Regions from separate parts of the Homo sapiens genome. Here region 2 is linked to region 1. A link is an interaction called in ENCODE POLR2A ChIA-PET data of the cell type or tissue named here. Cell type or tissue: A673. All regions are shown on one strand.

What was found. ChIA-PET counts read pairs that join two places held together with the same protein. Peaks named below come from ENCODE experiments on the same cell type or tissue, not always from the same donor. Only the 100,000 strongest peaks of a DNase experiment are listed, where the experiment ranks them.
Region 2: POLR2A ChIA-PET joins it to region 1 with 5 read pairs; 5 of 35 experiments call an interaction of 5 or more read pairs at or near these places.

What each region holds. Positions count from the first base shown.
Region 1 is chr12:122,870,177-122,875,176 of GRCh38, reverse strand. VPS37B (VPS37B subunit of ESCRT-I) reads left to right here. Exons shown (of 4, transcript NM_024667.3): 2 at 4,116-4,287. Among named protein-coding and RNA genes, the nearest start is that of VPS37B, 23 kb to the left of the region's middle. RefSeq lists enhancers at 1,451-1,957, 2,467-2,973, 2,775-3,064, 2,974-3,481. In A673, no CTCF peak of the experiment used is centred here; DNase peaks (open chromatin) are centred at 2,906 and 3,696; H3K4me3 peaks cover 1,804 bases; H3K27ac peaks cover 3,768 bases.
Region 2 is chr12:122,925,995-122,930,994 of GRCh38, reverse strand. It overlaps ABCB9 (ATP binding cassette subfamily B member 9), which reads left to right. Exons shown (of 12, transcript NM_019625.4): 12 at 824-2,003. The coding sequence ends at 1,084. Among named protein-coding and RNA genes, the nearest start is that of VPS37B, 32 kb to the right of the region's middle. RefSeq lists an enhancer at 577-1,077. In A673, no CTCF peak of the experiment used is centred here; a DNase peak (open chromatin) is centred at 2,434; H3K27ac peaks cover 801 bases.

The DNA of each region.
Region 1 (5,000 bases):
GAGGCACGGGAATTGCTTGAACCTGGCAGGCGGAGGCTGCAGTGAGCTGAGATCACGCCACTGCATTCCAGTCTCGGTGACAGAGCGAGACTCTGTCTCAATTTAAAAAAAAAGTTATCGTATTTATATGAAAACATCTGAATACCCAAAGGATATTTAAAAAATCACTGCCAGTTTAACAGTCCTCAGTTGGAGTTTTTTTTTTTTTTTTTTTTTTTTTTTTTTTTTTGAGACGGAGTTTCACTCTTGTTGCCCAGGCTGGAGTGCAGTGGCGCGATCTTGGCTCACTGCAACCTCTGCCTCCCAAGTTCAAGTGATTCTTCTGCCTCAGCCTCCGAGTAGCTGGGATTACAGGCATGTGCCACCATGCCCGGCTAATTTTGTATTTTTCTTAGAGAAGGGGTCTCTCCATGTTGGTCAGGCTGGTCTTGAACTCCTAACCTCAGGTGATCTGCCTGCCTCAGCCTCCCAAAGTGCTGGGATTACAGGTGTGAGCCACCGCACTCGGCCTCAGTTGGAGTTTTATTTGGCCTCTTTTGATGCCTGGTGGCTTATGTGTGTCCTATACAAAACAAATTGCCTTTTTTCCCCAGACCCCAGAAATGTGGACACGTGAGTTGTCTTTATTATAGTCCACGCTTTCCTTGTGTTCTTCTCCTCTAGGACTTTCTAATATATAGGACAAGTGATTTTGACTTGACTTAAACCCTACGGAAATAAGATTTTGTTTGTAGATGCATTTGTATGGTGAAACTGGAGCAAAAGTCTTCAGCTTAGCGGTATGTATCAGCAGGGAGCTTTGAAGGCAGCATCCATGCCTGGCCCCTCCTGAAGAGCTCAACAGGTAGGGGTTGGTCGGGACATTGAGATTTGTAACAGCAGCCTCCCTACTCCCCAGTAAACGGGGATCGTAAGGCACAGCCGAGGCTGAGACTGCTGTGGGGTAGTCTAGGCCGCCTGCTGGAATGTCGGTCGGTGCTGCATTGAGCGCTGTCTTTCAAGTGGTTGCGTGGGAGACCTGCACTTGCTGTGTGCTACCTTGACTGAGGACTTTTGAGGAAATTCTGTTTGACAATTACTTTAAGGTCCAGCGTGACACCCTCCCTCAGACTTAGTCTCTAGTGACTTTCTGATGGGAGCGCCTCTGCTTCATCAAGGATTGGAGGCACTTAGCTCTCAACAAACTTAGGTCGCTTTTTTTCCTCCACAGTTTTGTTACCTCCCTTATTTGCCAGGCTTGGCTTTGAGTGAATCTTGGCTTTTTTGGGGTTGTGGGGGGCTCTCTGATTCATTCAGCAGATCTTCACTGAGTGGCAGATGTGTGCAAAGTGCTTGGGATGCCAAAGACAAGTGTGTCGTCTGTATTTAGTGTTGGGACAGACAGTGATTGAGACAACAGATTTAATCTTCACTGATGACAGTGATGATGCCACGAAAGACATGGGCGCTGACAGAGGGTGGCTGCTGGTGTAGGCAGGATGGTTAGGGACCTCCTTTCTCAGAACTGACCGGGAAGGGATGGTGGGGACCAGGCCATTTGGGGCCTCACAGATCAGGGCTGATGAGTTTGGCTCCATTTATGCTTGACTCAGTTTATTTGAGGGTGGGAGCACTCCTGTTTCTCAGAATTCCCTGTGCCTAACCCCAGGCGTGGCAGATAATACTCGCTCAGTAAATGTTTATTGAACAAATGATTGATTGAGAGTGATGGAACACACAGAACTGTGGGTCTGGGAGCAGGAGCGCGAGGCCTGTCTCTGAATGCAGCCTGGACAATGTGCCCTTCTCCTCATCCGCCAGGTGAGACCAGCAGGAGAAAGCCATCTCAGCAGTGGTTGGTGGTTGTATTTACAGTTAAATTTTATTTTGAGATGCTCATAGTTTCACATGCAGTTGAAAGAATACAGAGAGATCCTGTGTCCCCTTCTCCCAGCTGCCCCCTGGGTAACATCTGGTGAAATTCAACGCACTCTCAGCACCAGGATCGGGGCACTGATACTGCCAGGACACAGAACATCAGGACGGCTCCGTCCCCGTGCAAATCCGTCATGTCGGCCTTTTATAGTCCCACACACACCGCTAATCTGTTCTCTATTTTTGTGATTTTGTATTTCAAGGGTGTTGTGTGCATGGGGTCATGGAGTGAGTGGCCCTTTGGGGTTGGCTGTTTTCCTTCAGTGTGATTCCCTAGAGCGTTCTCAGTCCCGCCAGTCAAGTTTCTTCCTTTTGCTGCTGAGTGGTATTTTGCGGCCTGGCTGGCCTGCAGCTTGTTTAACCATTCACCTGTTAAAAGACACCTGGGCTGCGTCCAGATTTTAGTTGTTACAAATAAATGTTGCTCTCAACAGTCCTGAGCAGGTTTTTGTTGAATATAAGTTTTCATTTCTCTGATATAAATGCCCAAGAGTACAACTTCTGGGTCATAGGGTAGTTACGTATTCAGCTTTATTAAAAAGTGCCTGTTTTCCAGAGTGGCCATACAGTGGTTTTTGTTTGTTCTTTTAAATGACTTAACAATGGAAGGAAAGACGCTTCTGCATGGCCTGGCATAGAAAGCCCATGGAGAGCCGCCCTGTGGGTGGGGAAGCGGGTGACGGGAGCCCCACTGCTTACCAGAAACCCGAGTGAAACTGCGTCTTTCCAGTCCCAAGATTCTCCTTTTTTGCTAAAGGCATCAGAAGAGATGAAAGCATTTCTACCACCCACATTTCGAGGACACTCCTAGCTTTTACTTTAGAGTTGGGAGAGAGGTTTGGTTTTCATTGTCATTTAAATCCTGTTGGGTTTCAGCAGAGCCTGATCTTTAGGGCCCTGGGTGCAGCTGTTGTCTGGAGATGCAGATCACTGTCTGCTGAAAAGAGCCCTCCTGCTGGGGTTAGGGATCTCCTGATTGAGGCATGGATCCAAGGGCTTCTTTCTTTGTTCTCTGATTCCCTGAGGCTCTTCCTTGTGTGTGTGGTGCGTGTGCACTCGTGTGAGCGCACCAGGAACTATGACAGCAATCAACGGGTATGACTGGGGGTGGGGAGCAGAGGCAGCATGGCCAGGAATCTATACTCGAGCTACTAAGAGGAAGGAAGTCGCAGCAAAAATAGCCTGGGTGGGGTGGTAGAAAATATTAAGGGGAAAATGAGATGACTGGGGTGGCGTTGAAGAAGAGCTGCTTAAAGAGAAACAGGGACACACGCTGGGTAAGGAATCGCATGCTGTTGAAACTGACGGTGTGGAAGGAAAGTGAGGTGGCGGCGGCTGGGCTGTGGTAGAGGAAGCCGATCACCAGTGAGTGAAAAGGGAACTAGGGTACCCACGCGTTTGTGTTTTTTATTTAAACTTTGGCTAAGTTTTGCTAGGAGCGTTTTGCCTTTTTTTCTCAGACCTTCTACTCCTGTCGTTCTCCCCTAAGTTCTGGGCATGTGGCTTCTTCTCTACCTACCAGGGTAGCCTGTCATTGCTTTAAAGGACAAAATGAAATCCCTGATGGGCAAAATATGTCCCCCCTCTTCCCCCAGCTTTTGGTCGGCTTTGCTCACCCACCAACAGCTAGGAGCTGGAAGGCTCAGAAGAGCTGGGGTGGGCATGGGAGAGACAGAGGAACCCCGGTGGCTGGAAACACAGTTCCTTCCCAGGGTCTCTTCAGCTTGCTGGTTGGACCTCTTAGCCTGCTTATGAAGCCTGAATTGACATCATGCCAACTGGTCTCCTGCTGATAAGTGATTCCTTAACTTCCTCGGGAGCAGCAGAAACTTGTTTTGAAAAAAATCAGATTCTAAATCTTTACAGCTGTTTACTTCTGCAAGCACAATGGCCGTAGTAAGGAATTCAAGTCACAGCGCAGCCGTGGCAGGGAAGGCTCTGCATGGAGTCACAGGACAAAGCCTGTCCTGGAAACGTGCTGGAAGGAAGTCGGCCTCATTCTTTACGACGGGCAGCAGCTCCAAATGAGAAACCAAGGGGCTTGGCTCTGGGTCAGTAGCATCTGCCTGGCATGCGGTGCCAGCTGTGGAGACCAGTGAGGTGGCAGCAGCTGCACTGGGCTCCTGGGGTGTGCGTGGGGACCTCAGGGGTTTAGGAGCTGATATACTTTTGGTTCTCATCATCTTGTGTGTTCCTTGCAGACACAGAATGTTCAGCTTAACAAAGAAATGACACTTGCCAGCAACCGGAGCCTGGCAGAAGGAAACCTTTTGTACCAGCCCCAGCTGGACACGTTGAAAGCACGCTTGACCCAGAAATACCAGGAACTCCAGGTTCTCTTTGAAGCCTATCAGATAAAGAAGACCAAATTAGGTAACTTTTTAAGGGTGATCATTCGAGAATAAAGAGTTGAGAGAAGGACACATTTTCAAGCTATTGCCCTACCAGGAAAGAAATATTACGGAAAAATTTCAGGTTAAGATAGCGACTCTACTGCAATGAACAAATAGCTTATGTATATTATTTATTTATTTTTAGAGACAGGGTCTTGCTCTGTCAGACTGGAGTGCAGTGGCGCAACCATGGCTCAGCACGACCTCCTGGGCTCAGGTGATCCTCCTGTCTCAGCCTCCTGAGTAGCTGGGACCACAGGTGTGCACTACCCCAAGCAGGCTAGTTTTTCATTTTTTTGCAGAGAGGTTGTCTTGCTATGTTGCCCAGGCTGGTCTTGAACTCAAGCCATCCTCCTGCCTTTGCCTCACAAAGTGCTGCTATTACAGACATGAGCCACTGTATTGGACTAGTTTATGTATGGAATATGGAGGGCCCCCAGACCTGCGGCCTCTCTGCACTTGCGGTTCGAGAGGGCAGGGTGTATAGCAGGACTGCCCCCTCCTCCCAGTGGCCCTGACTGGTGGCGGTGACTGCTGAGGTCAGCCCAGGTCCACACGCACCTCCAGGGTCTGCAGTGTGAAGCAGGTTGCAGAAACGTGGGTACCTCGGGGCAGTTACCAGAAAAGGGGCTGGAGATTAGGAGGAAGCCAGCCAGTTTAGCAGTCACCAGTTTAGAAGAGGAGACTTAACCA
Region 2 (5,000 bases), 56 kb before region 1:
GATTAGCAGCTCCGTCCTACAGTTTATAACTGTGTGACCTCAAGCTAGTGCTTCCCCTCTGAGTCGCATTCTCACTGGTCAGGTGGGCCCAGTCATGTATTTGCAGATGGCTAGCAACCTCAGTCTATGCGCGGATTGATTCATTTGTTACACAGAGAGTTACTGAGCTCTTCTCAGGCACCAGGCACCAGGCACCATTCTGGGGTTATCGTGGGCTAACTAGACAAAGACCCTTGTCCCCATGGTGTTTCCATTCCAGTGGGGAAGGCAGATAAGAAACAAGGAAGGCCAGGCGCGGTGGCTCACACCTGTAATCCCAGCACTTTGGGAGGCCGAGGCCAGGCGGATCACAAAGTCAGGTGTTCGAGACCAGTCTGGCCAACATGGTGAAACCCTGTCTCTACTAAAAATACAAAAATTAGCTGGGTATGGTGGCGGGCACCTGTAATCCCCTAGCTACTTGGGAAGCTGAGGCGTGAGACTCGATTGAACCCACGAGGCAGAGGTTGCAGTGAGCTGAGATCGCACCACCGCACTCCAGCCTGGGTGACAGCAAGACTTAAAAAAAAAAAAAAAAAAAAAGGAGGGGGAAGGGAAGGACCAGAAGACTGGAGGGCCAGGGTAGAGCTGATCCCCCATTCACCAGGTGCCTCATTGTGTCTGGCCCTGAGCTGTCTCCCTTTAAGAAAAACCCAGGAAGCTGGCCATCGTTTGTGAACTGAGCCTCAGAGAGGTTAAGCATCAGCCCATAGGCCGTGGCATGAAGCACGGTTGCGGGTGGGGCGTCCGTGCCATGCAAGCCAGGCCCCCACTGTCCCCGCAGATCCAGCAGGCCATCCATGGCAACCTGCAGAAGCACACGGTACTCATCATCGCGCACCGGCTGAGCACCGTGGAGCACGCGCACCTCATTGTGGTGCTGGACAAGGGCCGCGTAGTGCAGCAGGGCACCCACCAGCAGCTGCTGGCCCAGGGCGGCCTCTACGCCAAGCTGGTGCAGCGGCAGATGCTGGGGCTTCAGCCCGCCGCAGACTTCACAGCTGGCCACAACGAGCCTGTAGCCAACGGCAGTCACAAGGCCTGATGGGGGGCCCCTGCTTCTCCCGGTGGGGCAGAGGACCCGGTGCCTGCCTGGCAGATGTGCCCACGGAGGCCCCCAGCTGCCCTCCGAGCCCAGGCCTGCAGCACTGAAAGACGACCTGCCATGTCCCATGGATCACCGCTTCCTGCATCTTGCCCCTGGTCCCTGCCCCATTCCCAGGGCACTCCTTACCCCTGCTGCCCTGAGCCAACGCCTTCACGGACCTCCCTAGCCTCCTAAGCAAAGGTAGAGCTGCCTTTTTAAACCTAGGTCTTACCAGGGTTTTTACTGTTTGGTTTGAGGCACCCCAGTCAACTCCTAGATTTCAAAAACCTTTTTCTAATTGGGAGTAATGGCGGGCACTTTCACCAAGATGTTCTAGAAACTTCTGAGCCAGGAGTGAATGGCCCTTCCTTAGTAGCCTGGGGGATGTCCAGAGACTAGGCCTCTCCCCTTTACCCCTCCAGAGAAGGGGCTTCCCTGTCCCGGAGGGAGACACGGGGAACGGGATTTTCCGTCTCTCCCTCTTGCCAGCTCTGTGAGTCTGGCCAGGGCGGGTAGGGAGCGTGGAGGGCATCTGTCTGCCATCGCCCGCTGCCAATCTAAGCCAGTCTCACTGTGAACCACACGAAACCTCAACTGGGGGAGTGAGGGGCTGGCCAGGTCTGGAGGGGCCTCAGGGGTGCCCCCAGCCCGGCACCCAGCGCTTTCGCCCCTCGTCCACCCACCCCTGGCTGGCAGCCTCCCTCCCCACACCCGCCCCTGTGCTCTGCTGTCTGGAGGCCACGTGGATGTTCATGAGATGCATTCTCTTCTGTCTTTGGTGGATGGGATGGTGGCAAAGCCCAGGATCTGGCTTTGCCAGAGGTTGCAACATGTTGAGAGAACCCGGTCAATAAAGTGTACTACCTCTTACCCCTAACCTCTGACTTCTACTTGGGCCAACTGCCTCATCGCCCAGTTAGGTTTTTCCACCAGACCACGGCTCTCCTCTCAGCCCTCTCTGGTGGAGTTGCAGAGAGACTTTGGGTGGTCCAGGGCCTCCCCCTGTGTCTGGGAGCCCCATCTGCACTCCTCCCATCCCAGGGTCTCTGGTGTAGACATTCCTGTCTGCCTGTCTCCACGGGGATTGCGCAGGGGGATAGAGACGTTGCCTTGAAATCCCAGGGGCCTCTGTGCTTCCCGGGACAGCTGAACTGAGGCCCAACAAATGCCACCTGTTCTTTTCCATCGGGGCCCAGGCACCCGACACCCACCCCAATCCATGCAGTAAAGAAATATTACCCAGGAGGACAGCTCAATCAGCAGGGAGGTTTGGGCCCGGACACAGGAAGACCCCTGCGGTGGTTATTCTTACTTGCTGAATTGTGAAGAACTCTGGGGTCCCAGGAGGAGGGCTCTGTGCCAACTGGTAGAGTAGTATTTCAATTTTTTTTTTTTTTTTTGAGACAGAGCCTTGCTCTGTCACCCAGATTGGAGTGCAGTGGCACAATCTTGGCTTACTACAACCTCCACCTCCCGAGTTCAAGCGATTCTCCTGCCTCAGCCTCCTGAGTAACTGGGACTACAGGCACCCACCACCACACCCGGCTCATTTTTGTATTTTTAGTAAAGATGGGTTTCACTGTGTTGGCCAGGCTGGTCTCAAACTCCTAACCTCAGATGGCCTGCCCACCTTGGCCTCCCTAAGTGCTGGGATTATAGGCGTGAGCCACCGCGCCTGGCCAGCCTTGTCTTTCTCTTATAAAAGCACTTGTCATTGGATTTAGAGGCCACCTAGATAATCCGGGCTGATCTCATCTAGCGGTCCTTTGCATCTGCAAAGACCCTTTTTTCCAAATACGGTCACTTCACAGGTTCAGGGGTTTGACAAGGGAAGCTTTTGGGGGCCACCACTCAGCCTGCTACAGAGGGGAACTTGCAACCTTGGTTGAAGTTAACCTCAGGACTTCCTTTTTGATTTTAGGAAGCAGAGGGGGTTAAGTTTTCAGAGACTTAGCATATCTTCAGATGTTTCCAGAGAAGTTGGAAATTCCAATTTTCATGTGAGATCAGCTGTTTTTTATGTATTGGCTCAAATTATTTTGACAAAACCGAGGACCAACAAGCACATGTGTAGAGGTGGTCTCCAGCCTGTGCATCTCTAGTTTGTAGCGTCAGTGTTGGACATTCCTGTTCTGCAAAGTCCCTCGCAAGGGGCTTCCTGGCCCCAGCCCAGCCCCGTTCCAGTCTAAGCTCCTCTCCCATCTGCCTGTCTCTTCTCATCCCTGCACTTTCAGGCTGAGAATTCCAGATTCTTCTCCCTCTCCTATGGAGTTAGCTCCAGTGCCTTGATTTGTAAACCCACACCCAAAAGTGCGCCATAGGCAGACAAAAGAACCTTCCAGAGACCGAATTACCTTCTTTTTAGGAGGTACATAGGAGTTTTAAAAAAGTAATGTTTAGGCCAGATGCAGTGGCTCATGCCTGTAATCCCAGCACTTTGGGAGGCCAAGGTGGGTGGATCACGAGGTCAGGAGTTCAAGACCAGCCTGGCCAACATGGTAAAACCCTGTCTCTACTAAAAATACAAAAATTAGCCGGGCGTGTTGGCACACGCCTGTAGTCCCAGCTACTCGGGAGGCTGAGGCAGGAGAATTGCTTGAATCCGGGAGGCAGAGGTTTCAGTGAGCCGAGATCACGTCACTGCACTCCAGCCTGGGTGACAGAGCGAGACTGTCTCAAAAAAAAAAAAAGTTTAATTTTGAAATAATTTTAGATTTACAGAAAAGTCACAAAACAATACAGAAAGTTCCCTTATGCCCCACCCCTCACAGTTTCTCTTCTCTTAAAATCCCACAGTACTGGGGTACATTTGTCACAATTAGGAAACCAACATAGCATGTCACTATCAGTGAAACTGCAAGCTGTATTTGTGTGTCACTAGTTTTCTTACTAATGTCCTCTTTCTGTTCCAGTGTCCCACATTACATTTAAGATAGGAGTGTTTTTGTTTGTTTGTTTGTTTGTTTTTAGAGACAGGTTCTTGCTCTATTGCCCAGACTGGAGTGCAGAGGTGCTATCACAGCTCACTGTAGCCTCAACCTTCTGGGCTCAAGTGATCCTCCCACCTCAGCCTTCAGAGTAGCTGGGGCTACAGGTGCACATCGCCATGCCCAGCTAATTTTTTCTTTTGCTTTTTTTTTTTTTGTAGAGACAGGCCTTGCTTTGTTGAACAGGCTGGTCTCAAACCCCTGGCCTCAATCAATCCTCCCACCTTGGCCTCCCAAAGTGTTGAGCTTATAGGCATGAGCCACCACGCCCAGCTAGAGATATAATGTTTTCTTTTGTTTGTTTTATTTTGGCAGGGTTTTTTGTTTTAGTTTTTGAGACAGGATCTCTCTCTGTCATCCAGGCTGGAGTGCAGTGGCACAATCTTAGCTCGCTGCAACCTCTGCCTCCCTGGTTCAAGCGATTCTCCTGCCTCAGTCTTTTGAGTAGCTGGGACTACAGGCGCCTGCCACCACACCCAGCTAATTTTTTTGTGTTTTTAGTAGAGACAGTGTTTCACCATGTTGGCCAGGCTGGTCTTGAACTCCTGGCTTCAAGTAATCCACCTGCCTCGGCCTCCCAAAGTGCTGAGATTAGAGGTGTGAGCCACTGCGCCCAGCCTAATGTTTTTAAAATTGTTTTTATTGCAGCAACATGCAGACAATATAAAACTTATCATTAGTGACATCTAGTACACTTATGATGTTGTGTAACCATCATCATTATCTAATTCCAGGACATTTTCATCACCCTAACAGAAAACCCTATACCCATTAACAGTCACTCCCCAATTCTTCCTCCACACAGCCCCTGGCCGCCAGCATTCTAAAATCTGGCTCTGCAGATTGGCCCCTCTGGCCTTTTCATGTACATGGAACCCTATACTACG